Regions from separate parts of the Homo sapiens genome. Here regions 1 and 2 are each linked to region 3. Evidence: chromatin contacts called from ENCODE Hi-C data. All regions are on one chromosome and are shown on one strand. Each heading gives the region's core, a stretch centred on a gene start or an enhancer-like site at or near the end of the contact. The rest is flanking DNA. Distances are from core to core; before and after follow the strand shown.

Evidence for each region. Hi-C counts contacts between places; a loop is a spot of excess contacts on that map. Pooled maps may share reads with other maps.
Region 1: a map of B cell shows a loop between it and region 3 (18-fold over the local background). The contact joins the promoter of SEC61A1 here to the promoter of CEP63 in region 3. A Hi-C loop is called at or near these places in 2 of 168 maps with a recorded cell type or tissue (B cell and naive thymus-derived CD4-positive, alpha-beta T cell) and 3 of 50 pooled maps.
Region 2: a loop to region 3 is called in a map of B cell, with 17 times the contacts of the local background. The contact joins the promoter of RNF7 here to the promoter of CEP63 in region 3. A Hi-C loop is called at or near these places in 2 of 168 maps with a recorded cell type or tissue (B cell and CD8-positive, alpha-beta T cell) and 5 of 50 pooled maps.

What each region holds. Positions count from the first base shown.
Region 1 is chr3:128,050,697-128,055,214 of GRCh38, reverse strand. SEC61A1 (SEC61 translocon subunit alpha 1) reads right to left here and starts at 2,778. Exons shown (of 12, transcript NM_013336.4): 1 at 2,656-2,778; 2 at 2,313-2,380. The coding sequence starts at 2,662. It overlaps LOC102723759 (a long non-coding RNA gene), which reads left to right and starts at 3,040. Exons shown (of 4, transcript XR_007096073.1): 1 at 3,040-3,253. RefSeq lists a silencer at 2,465-3,104 and a cis regulatory region at 2,597-3,213.
Region 2 is chr3:141,736,632-141,740,848 of GRCh38, reverse strand. It overlaps RNF7 (ring finger protein 7), which reads right to left and starts at 2,551. Exons shown (of 3, transcript NM_014245.5): 1 at 2,333-2,551. The coding sequence starts at 2,507. RefSeq lists enhancers at 1,400-2,078, 2,279-2,518, 2,079-2,758, 2,869-2,918, 2,959-3,008 and silencers at 2,079-2,258, 2,519-2,778.
Region 3 is chr3:134,484,803-134,488,841 of GRCh38, reverse strand. It overlaps CEP63 (centrosomal protein 63), which reads right to left and starts at 2,785. Exons shown (of 15, transcript NM_001353108.3): 1 at 2,640-2,785. ANAPC13 (anaphase promoting complex subunit 13) reads left to right here and starts at 2,857. Exons shown (of 3, transcript NM_015391.4): 1 at 2,857-2,890. RefSeq lists enhancers at 1,853-2,671, 2,763-2,872, 2,953-3,052, 3,083-3,202.

The sequences.
Region 1 (4,518 bases), core at 1,529-4,028, 6.4 Mb after region 3:
TAAAGTGAGTTTGAGTCCCAAACTGTGCTTTTAACCATTAGCATTAACAGTTAAGACTCAAGAACAAAGAATGTCACAATAGAACATGACTTGTAAAACACACGAGCAACCACTTTTCATTTGAGTTTCAGTCACAAAACCTTGTTATTCTAGAGTCAAGTAATTTGGAATTGCTCAATAGTGTATTTTCTATGAATTAAGGGTAAAACAGTGTAATAAACCATATTGGGGAAGGGCAGGAGAGTTGCATGTTTAACCTACTAGTAACATTTGTTTAAGGATTTTCACATCTTCTCAGGTACATAGGTTGCATAGGTGACAAGAATCACTGTAAAGATGACTATTAAGTATTAAGTATCATTAGAAAACCTCCCACCCAAAACCTCTGTCACTAAAGAGTAGAGTGGGAACTCTTCCAGGTTTTCTGCCTCTGAAACTGAGTGTCTTCACTAATACCTGCTGCCTACACTACATTAATGGCTTTAGAGGGCTTAACAAACATTAATTATTGTACAGACGGAAGATTCTGAGGTTGAAATACCTTGTGAGAGACTGACAGTATTAAGTGACAAAACTGTGTTCTTTAAAAACACTTCTAGGCAGGCACTGAGTCAGCATTCCTGGCCCTCTGGCCAGAACTGGAGTCACAGTCCTCTAACTATACATGCAGGCAAAGTAGGACACAGTCATACGGCCACACAACAGTGGGTGAATCAGTGTTCAGATACTCCATCCAAAGCTGGGGGCATTCACAGGACTCTTCTTCTCTTGAGAATGGTCCTCTTCCCACCTACCATCCCACCACACTAAGAAATTAGAAAGTGGCCAAGAGAAGGCAACGCCATTTCAGAGTAACCTGTCTGAAATGAATCTTGATGGGAAACAAAGAGCAGACAATTTTTTCAAAACTCCCTTTCTAATCACCAAGTCCTCTCTCCTGGTTACAATCAAATTTAACATCAAAACCCCAAAAGCTCTTTATCCAAGTCCTGTCTCCTCTGCTTCTTAGTAGCCCCTAAATCCATTCTTGCTCAGTACCACAGTTCATCCTCTGATGTGAAAAGCCTCTAAACCAACTCTAGTCCTCTCCTTTTCTTCCAAAGTGACATTCTCATGTCTGGCCCTTGTTATTCATCTCCTAATGTTCCCCACCTACAATTATGTTCTATCAATAGCAACTACATCTAATAACCTCCCATCCAAACATGCTACACTCTTGTCACCAATGCCTTTGCAAACTATATACTCCTTTTATTTGGAATTCCTTTCCGTCCCTTCAAGGAGACTTCTATTTCTCCTTCAAAACCACCATAAGACATCATGTCTCCCAGAGTTAATCCCTTCCTGAGCCACTGCTATACCTTGCACGTATTTCCCTTGTTCCGTCTACCACACTGAGTTACAAGGCCAAGGTCACATAGCTATTAAGGTGCTATGTAAAGGGTGGGACCTAGGCTTGCCTGCCTCCAGAGCCATGCCCCTTCGCTACACTGGAATTGAGGGGGTAAAGCTTTACAAATTCGTCCATTAAAAGCAGCACATGGGCATTTATATGAAACTATTTTACGTAAAAAAATGAAAGTGGATTCCAAGCACCCAAGTGTCCATGTGAATGCTTTAACAACAGTTTGAAAAATAATGTGAGGACACAAACATTTTATTCCCCACTCTCTAACCTAGGAACCTAATGAAACTTTTTTTCGTTGACAGCTGTAGTTACACTGGCAACACTCACTCCACACAATTTCTGATTCAGCACAGCTCTAAATTTAATCTTTCCTTGTTTTAATACACCGTCTGTGAAAAGCAGCAGACTTCACAAAAGAATAGCCTTTATTCCCCCTATTGTGACAGCCTACATAAAAGGTACAAAATCATTTGTAAATACTAAAGTGACAGCCCTTCCCTTTAGCAGCTGGATACAAAGGGCATCTCCTGGGAAAAAAAACCAACCCGTGATCTGCTCCCGTTGGAGGTGAAAAAGGGAGGGTAACTCAATCTGCTATCCTAACTGAGGCCTTATTCATTCATGGCCCGGATCCATTTTTGGGACAGGGCAACCGGAGGCTTTGTTCTCGGAGCAACATCCACCAAAGATGCTCCAAATAAAGCACAGTGATTTCAGTGGAAATTTCCACACAACCAGGTCACCTTTCGACAGCTCTCCGGAATAACAGAGCACAACTACACTCCAAGGGAAGAGAAGGGAGAGTTTCCATTGCCGTGCTGAAGCCATTTTTAATCATACTGTAAACTTCCAGAGTCCAGACAGTTTCCTGAAACCTTCTTTGTTGGCGATTTGGGGTACTTACCTTCCTCTCTGGCTTCTGAATTTCCGGCAGGATGACACAGAAGGGCTTGATGACTTCCAGAAATTTGACTTTGATGGGAGAAACAAAACAGGAAGAGTTGGGACACAGAGAAGTAACCTTCCGCGCTACCCAGGGACGCCTTCTGCCCACGACGAGTGAGAGCAGGGGCCAGGGGAGCCGGCCGCACCCCGGACGCGTGGGGATACTCGAGAAGGGCCGGGGGCACGGGCCGCGTTCTGCAGGGGGCCGGTCAGGGTTGGCCGGCGGGCGCCCGACCGCACGGGTGTGGGGAAGGGGGATCTGTTCCGTCCCGGCCTCAATAGGGCTTCCCTACAGGACTCACTTGCCATGGCGGCGGCTGCTCGGGCTCCGGGTCCCGCTTCAGCTCAGCTCTGCTCCGCGTGAGGCGACGCTGCCCGCGGCCCAGCGCGTTCCACTGCACAGCAGCTCCGCCGAGAGACACGTCAGTGCTAGCCCGGCGGCAAGCGGCGCGGCGCGGCGCGGGGCGGGGCCGGGGCCGGGCCTCGGATCGCTTCCGCTTCCTGCCACGCGCGCCCGCCGGCCGCCGCGCTTCGCCGCGCCGCGCCGCTTCGCCGAGACCTCAAGCCCCGGCATGCAGCGGGGCTCCTGGGGCCTGTCGGGAAGGGGCCTGGCGCGCGGGGCCCGCCGGGACTGGGGGTGTGCGGCTGCGCAGACTTGGTAACGCGAGAGCGCGCGGGGAGGGTGTGTCACGCCTCCCGAGACTGGGGCTGTGCGGCCTCACGGAGAAACTGAGGCAGGCGCGAAGCGTCGAGTGCGCGCGTGGCCCTGCAGGCAGGCGGAGACCCTGGTGGCTCCCATACACGTAACAGCACTCACTGCTCTTTGACGTTAGTGAATAGACCGTAAGCTCCCTGGAGCAGGGACCTTATCCCAGCGTCTACCGCGGCGCCCGTCACCTAGTAGGTCTCCGTCATTACCTGCTGAGTAGGGCGCGGGCTGGTGGGGCTTACCGAGCACCCTCGCTGTCTGAGTCATTAAGCAAACCCGGAGGCTTGTCGTGGGTGTGGGTCCCCTTCCATCTGAGAACGAATGGGATGAGTTTCTGGAGAGACTTGGCCGGAGAAGGGCCGGGGCAGCTCGGGAAGTAGTCTGCCTCACAGAAGAATTCAGGAAGGCCTCCTGGGAGAGTACCTTTGTGCCGAGCCTTGATAGATTCTGGCGAGAAGGAATGAGGGAACAGGTTGAGGAGACTGTTGTGGGCAAAGCATGGCGGTGTGATTGCCTAAGATCGGTGTGGGAAAGGGGGATAACGGGTAGGGCAAGGGATGCTGGGGCTGGGGGTTGGAATTTACTTTCAGGCATCTGTAGTCAGTAGGTATGATGTCATCTAAGAGAAACAGACTTAATGCTGTGAGCATTTAGCAGGGAGGAGGTGGGCACGCCTTGTGGGATCAGGCAAGGTTTCATGGAGCTAAACCTTGACCAGGACAGGTAGAAGTTGAGGGTACATATGTGGCAAGATGCTTTTTTGCTTTTAATTTAGGTGTCAACTATTTGGATTTTTCCATTCTCACCCATTTCTAGCAGATAATCAGGTTTTGTACATTCTTGGCTCAGAAAGTTGGACAGGACAGGAAGTCTTTTTTGGAATACAAACCCACTGGTGGAAAATTCAAAGGACTACTGGGAACAGGCAGGTAACTTCAGTGAAGTGGTCTAGGTGTGACATCACTTGATATCCATCCCCCACCAAAAAGGGGAAAAAGAAGACATTGACTCTTTATTCAGAGTCTGAAATGCAACCCATCTTCACTTCCAGGACCCACTGATGATCTCTTCTGGAGTTTTGGCCTGAAGCTAAAACTGGCAGCCCCTGGACTAAGTTCAGCATATAGACTAGATCCGATATTTAGCCATTATGCACCCTGCACCATATTGATGGTTAAAATGTTGAAATATTTCGAGGGTAAATAGTATAGTAATTACAATAAATATTACAATTAGTTAATAGAAATTTTAATATAAACTCATTGGTTTGTGCTAATAGTTGTAGGATGTCAGTACCATTGATAACAGGCCTCCTGTTGTTTCCACATTATGACACAATCTGGCCTGTGTCACTGCAGGGACTGCAGCCAAGTTACGTGTGTTAAATCACTGATTGCTTTAGGAGAATCACTAGTTTAAAATATTTTTATTGGACTGGGTGCAGTGGCTCACACCA
Region 2 (4,217 bases), core at 1,302-3,801, 7.3 Mb before region 3:
TTCTTGTTGCTGAATTTAGGAATCTCTAAATTACACTTATAGCTCTGATGTAGATTATCAAAACTGACCCAAATCTACACAAATTCCTAAAGTTTCAGATAAAAGATAAAAAATTGCTTTAATGATCTTCCTAGAATCTAAAACAGCACATTTCTAAGGAGTACAATAACACCTTTTAGAATGATGCTAGGGTAAGGACTAGGAAGTCTGGAAAAAAAATTTCCTTCTGCTGTCACCTGACCTCTAAGTGGGTTTTAACACCTCATAAACAAAATACAAAGGTCTAGCCTAGAATAATTTCCTGAACCCAAAGTACAGCTGTTGTAAATATGCAAGACTGATCCTGTAGTAGCAGAATACTTGCTATAATTAGAAAGTTTATGATGAAATGTGTCATTTATAGTCTATACTTTGACCTACATTAAAATCTCTCAGTAAAGTTTATTTGTTGCAAAGTTTCAATCATTATTTCAGGTTATACATTTCCACTTACTCTTTAAATGTTTTTCCTTTGGGGAGGAAATAGCTTTTTGGGAGACAAATCTTTTGAAAATACCCTTTGGGAACATTATTTTTAAACTGGAAAGGAACTAAGTGAAAGCTTAGTTTCCTTTAAACTAAAGGAAATTTATTTAGGAGATAAAATGTTTAGCGAAACTTGTCTTAAAAAAAAAAAAAAAGAGTCTCCTGGATCAGTTAAAAATGCTTCCCAAACTAGAAATTATGATTCCTAAGTGGGGGTAGGGGCAGCTGTATTGCTGGCAAATAAACTAGATACTTTTAAAGCCTCATATGTTTTGTTTGTTTGTTGCTGAGACAGGGTCTCATTCTGTCACCCAAGCTGGAGTATAGTGGCAGTGGCAGTGGCAGGAACAAGGCTCACTGTAGCCTCGACCTCCTGGGCTCAAGGGATCCTCCCACCTCAGCCTCCAGAGTAGCTGGAGGCCACCATGCCTGGTCAGCTTTTTATTTTAATTTTTAATTGTACAGACAGGGTCCTGCGATGTTGCCTAGGCTGGTCTCAAACTCCTGGGCTCAAGTGATCCATGTAAAATAAGTGGGTCATGTCTAATATCAAGGTCTTTCAAAAGAGAAAGATAAAAATATCTGAATCCAATTGTTGTAAATCCTCTTTGAAACAAGCCCTTAGGAATAAAAGACAAAAGAGCATAAACTGCGAAATCTCTTGATTCTGGTATGTTTACAGTCTCACCCCCCTTAAGGTGAGCAATTCTCTGTATGTTCTCCAATTCTCTCATTTTTCAAGACAAGTCACAGTTTTCAAACGATAGAAATGTCCGTTTTCTTTAACTACCCTCAATAAAGAATTCCACTGAAGAGGGTCTCATAGTAATTTTAAATGCCCTATCTGAAAATACAACTTGCATTTAAATAGCACCTGCTTTTCAAAGTGGTCTGAGTTCTTAGAACCATATAAAATATAACAAGATTAAGCTGTTCTGAAAAGTTTCACTTGGTCTAATATTTTAACTCAAAATATCACAGAAAGAAGACATATTTGTAAGAGGGTTCTCCACAAAGGCATGACTCAGAGCAGCACAGTATCTTCTCCAGGAAATGGCATCCAATATGGAGAGGGGGGTGTGATGGAGGTGAAGTTTTACGTTTCTGAAAAAAGGGCTTACAATTCTTCAGCTTCCATGAAACTTAGATATTCTTGAACCACACTGTTCCCTTCAAGCCACGCTAGTGCTATCTGACCCGTCTTAAATCAATCCAGATTTAAAAGCCATTCGAAGAGCGGCGGTAAGCTAATCCGGAAATGCAATGGCTATGAACACTTTCCTGCGTCCCTCGAGGAGAACTAAGGGTGTCGTTTTGTGGAAGATGACTCTGGAGCATCACTTTGGTGGTGACCAAGACTATTAAAGTTCACTGCTGAATCACGGCCTTTACCCTGACCACCTTGTGTTGAGCTTTTAGAGGTGGGGCTGGGGCTGGACACACAAACCGAAGTGTTTCCTGCTAGTTCCCAACAATCACCCGGTTTTACTTTCTTGGTCACACCCATCACTACCTGAAATTACCTTGTTTAACTCCGTTTATTGCCCGTCTCTCTCCCTAGAACACCAACCACCCGGCGCAGGGCGCCTGTTGCACAACCCCGCAGCCCCAGGCGGCGGCCGCAGCCCTCAGGAGCCGCAGCAGGAGCGTGGCTCCGCGTTCCTCCGGCGCCGGGGCAGGGCGACCTCCACCCACTCTCCCAGGCAGGGCACTTTCCGAGGCTTCTGACGGACGCCCGTCCCTTCCCAACCCCGAGGTCGGCTCCCGGAGGCCGCAGGGCGGCCCTGGACTCGCGTGCAGCGCTTACCCATCACCTGGACCCTGCAGATGGCGCACGTATCGCACTCCACGTCCCAGCTCCACATGGCCACCGCGTTCCACTTCTTGAGGGAGAACATCTTGTCGCCTCCCGACTTGGAGCCTGAGCTCCCGGAGTGAGAGGCCAGGGCGCAGGTTTCCTCTCCGTCTTCCACGTCGGCCATGGCGGCGCCGCGGAGCCGACGGCGGAGACGTTGGCTTGGGGAAGGCGGAAGGCTAGGGCGGCTCTGTGGAGCCGCCCGACGGGCCACAGCGCCGCCCGCAGGCCGCCAGCCACCGTGGTGCCTAGACCCCGGCTGCCCACGATTGGCTGGCGCGGCACAGTGACGTCACCTGACGCCAGCGCCAGGGGGGCGGGCAGGCCCCGCCCTCGCCGTCCTAGGCCAACTGAGAGGGCTCGGGCCCTTATGGGGCGACGCCGCTGAATCTGCCTGCTGCGCTGCGGGGTGTTACGTCTGAGCAGGCGCACAGATTGTGCAGGGATATGTGTCCTGCTTTACGGCTTCATTAAACCTACTGCTCTCAGAAATTATCTTGTTAATTTATTCGTTTGTCTCTTCCCTCCCAAATGTAAAACTCTATCAGAGCAGGAAACATGTTGCTATCACCACATTATCCTCCGTATCTGCAAAATGCCTGGCCACAGGAGGCACAATTATTTGTTGAGTGAATAAATGATCTTAAAGATCTAGAAATCTGGTTCAGTGATTCTCAAAACTTTTTGGTCCCAGGACTCCTTTTCACTTAAAAATTATTAGGACCTTAAAGAACTTTTATTTATGTAGGAAATGTGTAAATATATATATATATACACACACACATATTATGTATGAATATATATACACATATACAATGAATATATGTATATTCATATATACATACATTTCCTGTATATGTATACACACATATGTAGAGATTAATGTTTGCTTTTGAAGAAATTAAAACATTTTAAAATGTATTCATTAAAAATCACAGTAGTAACCTCATTACAGGTTATCATTAGAGGGATGACTTCACATACCATGTAGTTGCTAGAAACTCCGGTGTACACTCGTAGAATGAGAGTGAAAAGAGAGAAATAGCTCTAAATATTGTTAGGCAACTAGTTTGCCCTCTTTTGACCGCTAAAAGAGGTCGGGATCCCAGGAGTCCCGGTGTGTGGCGACACAACCCACACTTATTTTTCAGGCCCCGCTCCCTCAGCTGCACAGTCTCCATTCCTTCTGCTCAGTACATTTGAGCTAGTTTAACTTCCTCTTTTTATATGTAGGACTAATGAGGTCTGAAGAAGTGAAATGACAAAGATCACATCGTTATTATAGTAGTGCTTCTACGGCTAGCCCACCATCACATGTGTTTCCAAGAAAGCCGGTATCTCCATTGAAAAGAAAACAGAAGCACAGCCAGCCTAAGGAGATGCCTGACCCCACCATCACCTAGTGGTGGACAGCTACTCTGTCAAGTTTGGATTCTGAGCCTCTCCCCATCCCCTCATTTCCTGATACCTGGGCAAAAGCTAACCAGACTAATGGAGCCTGGCAGGGGAAACAAGAATGCATTAATATACAGAAACATAAATATGGACACAGGGTCACATTTGGTTAGATGCAAATGCGTATTTGTTGAGTGGTGTGTTAAGGGCTGTGAGGGTACAGGATGCAGTGAGGGAAAGCCTCATGAGAGAGGTAGAGGATGCAGTGAGGGAAAGCCTCATGAGAGAGTAGAGGATGCAGTGAGGGAAAGCCTCATGAGAGAGGTAGAGGATGCAGTGAGGGAAAGCCTCATGAGAGAGGTGAAGTTTGAACTGGGGGAACATGGGAGGTCTTCAGGGCCAGTGGAGAGAGCAAACCTCTCTGAGCTGTTGGCCAGAGCAG
Region 3 (4,039 bases), core at 1,536-4,035:
TTAACTAGCCACTGCTGGCTGGTGGCTACAATACCGGACAGTGCAATTCTACATCTAACTACTGGTTTAGAGCAGTGGTCCCCAACCTTTTTGGCACCAGGGACCTGTTTCATGGAAGACAATTTCTCAACACCGACAGGGCGGAAATAACACATTTTGTAAATATCTTTTTGTTAAAATTCATATGAAATGTTTTGGGGGAGGAATGGCCAAACCACTTTTTTTTGTTTTTTGAGACCGAGTCTTGCACTCTTGCCTGGTCTGGAGAGCAATGGTGTGATCTCGGCTCACTGCAACCTCCGCCTCCCGGATTCACGTGATTCTCCTGCCTCAGCCTCCCGAGTAGCTGGGATTACAGGCGCACACCACCACACTCGGCTAATTTTATTGCATTTTCAGTAGAGACGGGGTTTCACTATGTTGGCCACACTGGTCTCAAACTCCTGACCTCATGCCCACCTCGGCCTCCCAAAGTGCTGGGATTACAGGCGTGAGTCACCGCGCCCGGCCAACCACTTCTTCAGTAATATGAATAATACACATGGACAGGGTTAGGGGCATGGTTTCAGGATGAAACTATTCCACCTCAGATCATCAGGCATTAGTCAGATTCTTATAAGTGTGCAACCTAGATTCCTTGCATGCGCAGTTTACAATAGGGTTCGTGCCCCTAGGAGAATCTAACCTCACGGCTGATCTGACAGGAGGCAGAGCTCAGGTGGTAGGTAATGCTCACTAGCCTGTCACTCACCTCCTGCTCTGTAGCCTGGTTCCTAACAGGCCACGGACTGGTACTGCTCTGCGGCCCCGGGTTTGGGGGCCCCTGGTTTAGAGGACACAAAGGCAACAGAGATACATGTTAAAGGATACTGTGCGATGCAATCTGCTAAATTTAGAACTGTAAGGAAAAATAGGGGCTAATCCCATAGCTATAACTATGAGGGAACAAATATAGATTAAAAGATGTCAAATGTGCATCACCCAAACACAATAGGCAGATCCCTGTGGGATTTTGGTTCAAACAAGCTAATTGTAAAAAGACATTTAAGAGACAGTTGAAGAAATCGTTATCTGACTGGATATTGACATTAGAGAATTTTTATTAATTTGTGTATGTGTAATGACAGTACTGTGGCTCTGTAAAACTGAAAAACCTAGCTCCTGATGGGGGCGGGGAGGCGGACTAAAATAACATAAAGATCGGAGATTCAGTTCCTGAAACCTTCTGTCAATGTTGGCTTTAGCTGAATTTCAAGTCAAGTTGACATTTTTTGAAAGCAGGAAGCAATGACAGAGTGGACTACTGATGCTGTCACCATCTGCCAGCACAACATAAATTAGAACAGAAAGGACTAAGCAAAGGTCTTCCACCATTTTAACGAGAGGAAATGGCATCAGTACAATCAACATACACAATTTTTACAAACAACTTTTAGATTTGCATCTACATACATTTTAAAAGGCAGTGTGCCTGTTTATAAATCTCTACTCTAATTTAGTTTCAGAGCTTTTTACTACCCTGATCACTGATAATGCCACAGTCAAAAAGCAAACTCAAAATAAAAATCAATCTAAAAATGGTACTGCATGCCAAATAAGAAAATATATACACTTTATCATTAAGCTACAGCTAACAGAAATCTAATCAACGATCCTTATGATTTCCTCGTATCTAAAAAATAAATGCAAGCACTTGAGGAACTGTATAAATACAGGGCATCTACCCTACAATACTGCTTTATTAAAATAATAAATTCTTTTAATAAGTTTAACCAGACATAAGGCTCAGGGAAAACTACTCTGTGCATATCAGCGTACGGTGCTGAAACTGTAAAAGACGACCTGTCTCTGACATCATACTCATCTTTACTCTCCTGATGTCGTAAGGGACGTAAGAAAAACCACATTATAAGCCTAAATGTACTGTCTTCAAGTATCTCCATGATTAAAGTGTTCCTAAGAAACCGTCCTTATTTCTTTCTATCCCTCATTTGTGTGCATGGAGCCGTTAGTTCAGGGTTCTCCAATTTCAGTCCACGATTTATGCCACATTTCCGTACCTCTTGTACTAACATAACCGTTTAAACCAACTCACTATTTTAAAAGCTGCCAACCTTAACATGCCACACTAAATGAGCGGGTCCCCTTGTGCCGTGAATGAAGTAGTCCCAACAGCGCTAGCTAGACAGCAGCCCTGGCAGGGAGGCCGCACTGGGGTCTCTCCGCTGAAAAGGAAGGTGGGTCCGCCGGGGAAGGTGAGTACTGGGCGCAGCTCGCTCGCCCACCTGGCCACTCTCCGAAGCGCCCCCAGCCACCTGGACTCCGAGGAAGGGCTGACCACCTGGCGGGGCCGAACCCCACGCCGGGCTGCGCCACGCCAGACTCCGCCAGTGTGCAGGGCATAGCGGGCCAGGCCGAGGGACTGGGCTTCGGGGCGGACCCAAGCCGGCGGGGACGCGCCTGGTGGTTCGCAGGCCGTTGCGCAAACCGGCCGCAAGCCATGAGGCCGCGAAGCCAGAATCACCAAGGCAGCCTGGGCCGCCTCCAGACCAGGACACGGCAGCCCCTTGCCCCTCCAACTTGCGCACCGGCGGTTACAGGGTTGCCGCAAGCACGCCCCTGAGCCTTCCCGCCGTTACCTCGGGCCGGCGCTGCGCACGCGCGCCACCGCTAAGCTTACGTCCAGCCTCTGTAGTCGGCGCGTTTGTTCCGCCCACTGCCCCCACACTTTTAATAATTGAAACAATGCCTTCTCCAGACTTCCCCTGCACGCGAGCAAATGAACTCACCCACATCCGGGAATCCGAGGAAAGCGAGTGCAGACACGTGATGCGGGGGAGGGGGGGGGGGCGTGGCAGGAGCAAGCGTCTGCCGCGGTGGCCGGGTGCCGGTAAGGGTTTCCAGCGCCCCCGGCCTAGGTTTTGGAGGCGCGGGAATGCGTTCGTTGCTCAGTGTCGGACTTCCCCCTATTCCCATCGGCCGAGGCTGTCACTTTACGCTCATAACCGTTTTTCTTTACTGCACTCGTGTCGGGAGGAAAGGGACTTGCGTGGCACCCCCAGACCTCCCCGTCTCCGCTTCCACGTTTGGTACATCCTGCCTGAGGCAGGAAGCCGCAGCTGAGGGACGGCCTGTCGTACGGTGCGGATGGTGGTGGCCTGCGAGGCTCATTTCTAGCAAGGAACAAGGCTTTCCCGCTTTGATTTTATAAATATTATGTTTACAAAGCTGTAATATATAGAAATTGATAAGACGTGTCCCTGTCCCTGGAAACGCAGGCACCGCGTGTTTGGAAAGACATTCATCTGGGCTGTTTGACAGACTCCCCAGTTGGTGCCATGCTCTGTGCTTAGGGAACTGTGAGACCCCTGGAGGGGTGGGTACCGGGACCGCACTCAGCCTGGGGTTTGGAGGCGGCCTCCTATAGGAAGCGACCTGGGACCTAAGATTTTTAGACTGACTGTGGGTTCACTGGAATAAAAAGGAAGAAACAAAGAGCATTGCAGGCATCGGGACTGTCACGTGAGTAAGAAAAGTTTGTTCAGGAAACAGTGGTCGTACTGGGTGACGAGTACTTGGGACGGTGGCTTTAATACACAAGATAATCAGTGTGCCCTGGGCATTGATTATCTTGATGCTTCCCATCCTTCCAGCCCCTTATGAGGGAAGGCACCTTCGCGCCTAATCCCGGAAATGGGATGTTGACCTTCAAGAGCTGACGCCTGCGTTTATCTTGAAAGGAAGAGTGGCATTAGTGATGTGGAAAAGGGGGTTTTAACTGTCAAGGCTGGAAAATGTGACAGGGTTGGAGGTGTTTGGAGAAGGGACAGGTGAAAAAGATTGAGACCAAATGTGGAAAGATCTACTAAGGAATCATGGGTACAAAATGTACACGTAACAGTTGGAGGCAATAATACCTGAGCAATTGACCACAAAGCTGACCTAGCTTGTTTAGTAGATTAAGTTAGGACAAGAAGCAAGAGTTCAAGGATAGAAGGCCTACTGAAGCTCGAGTGATTTGAGAAAACTTTACAAAGGT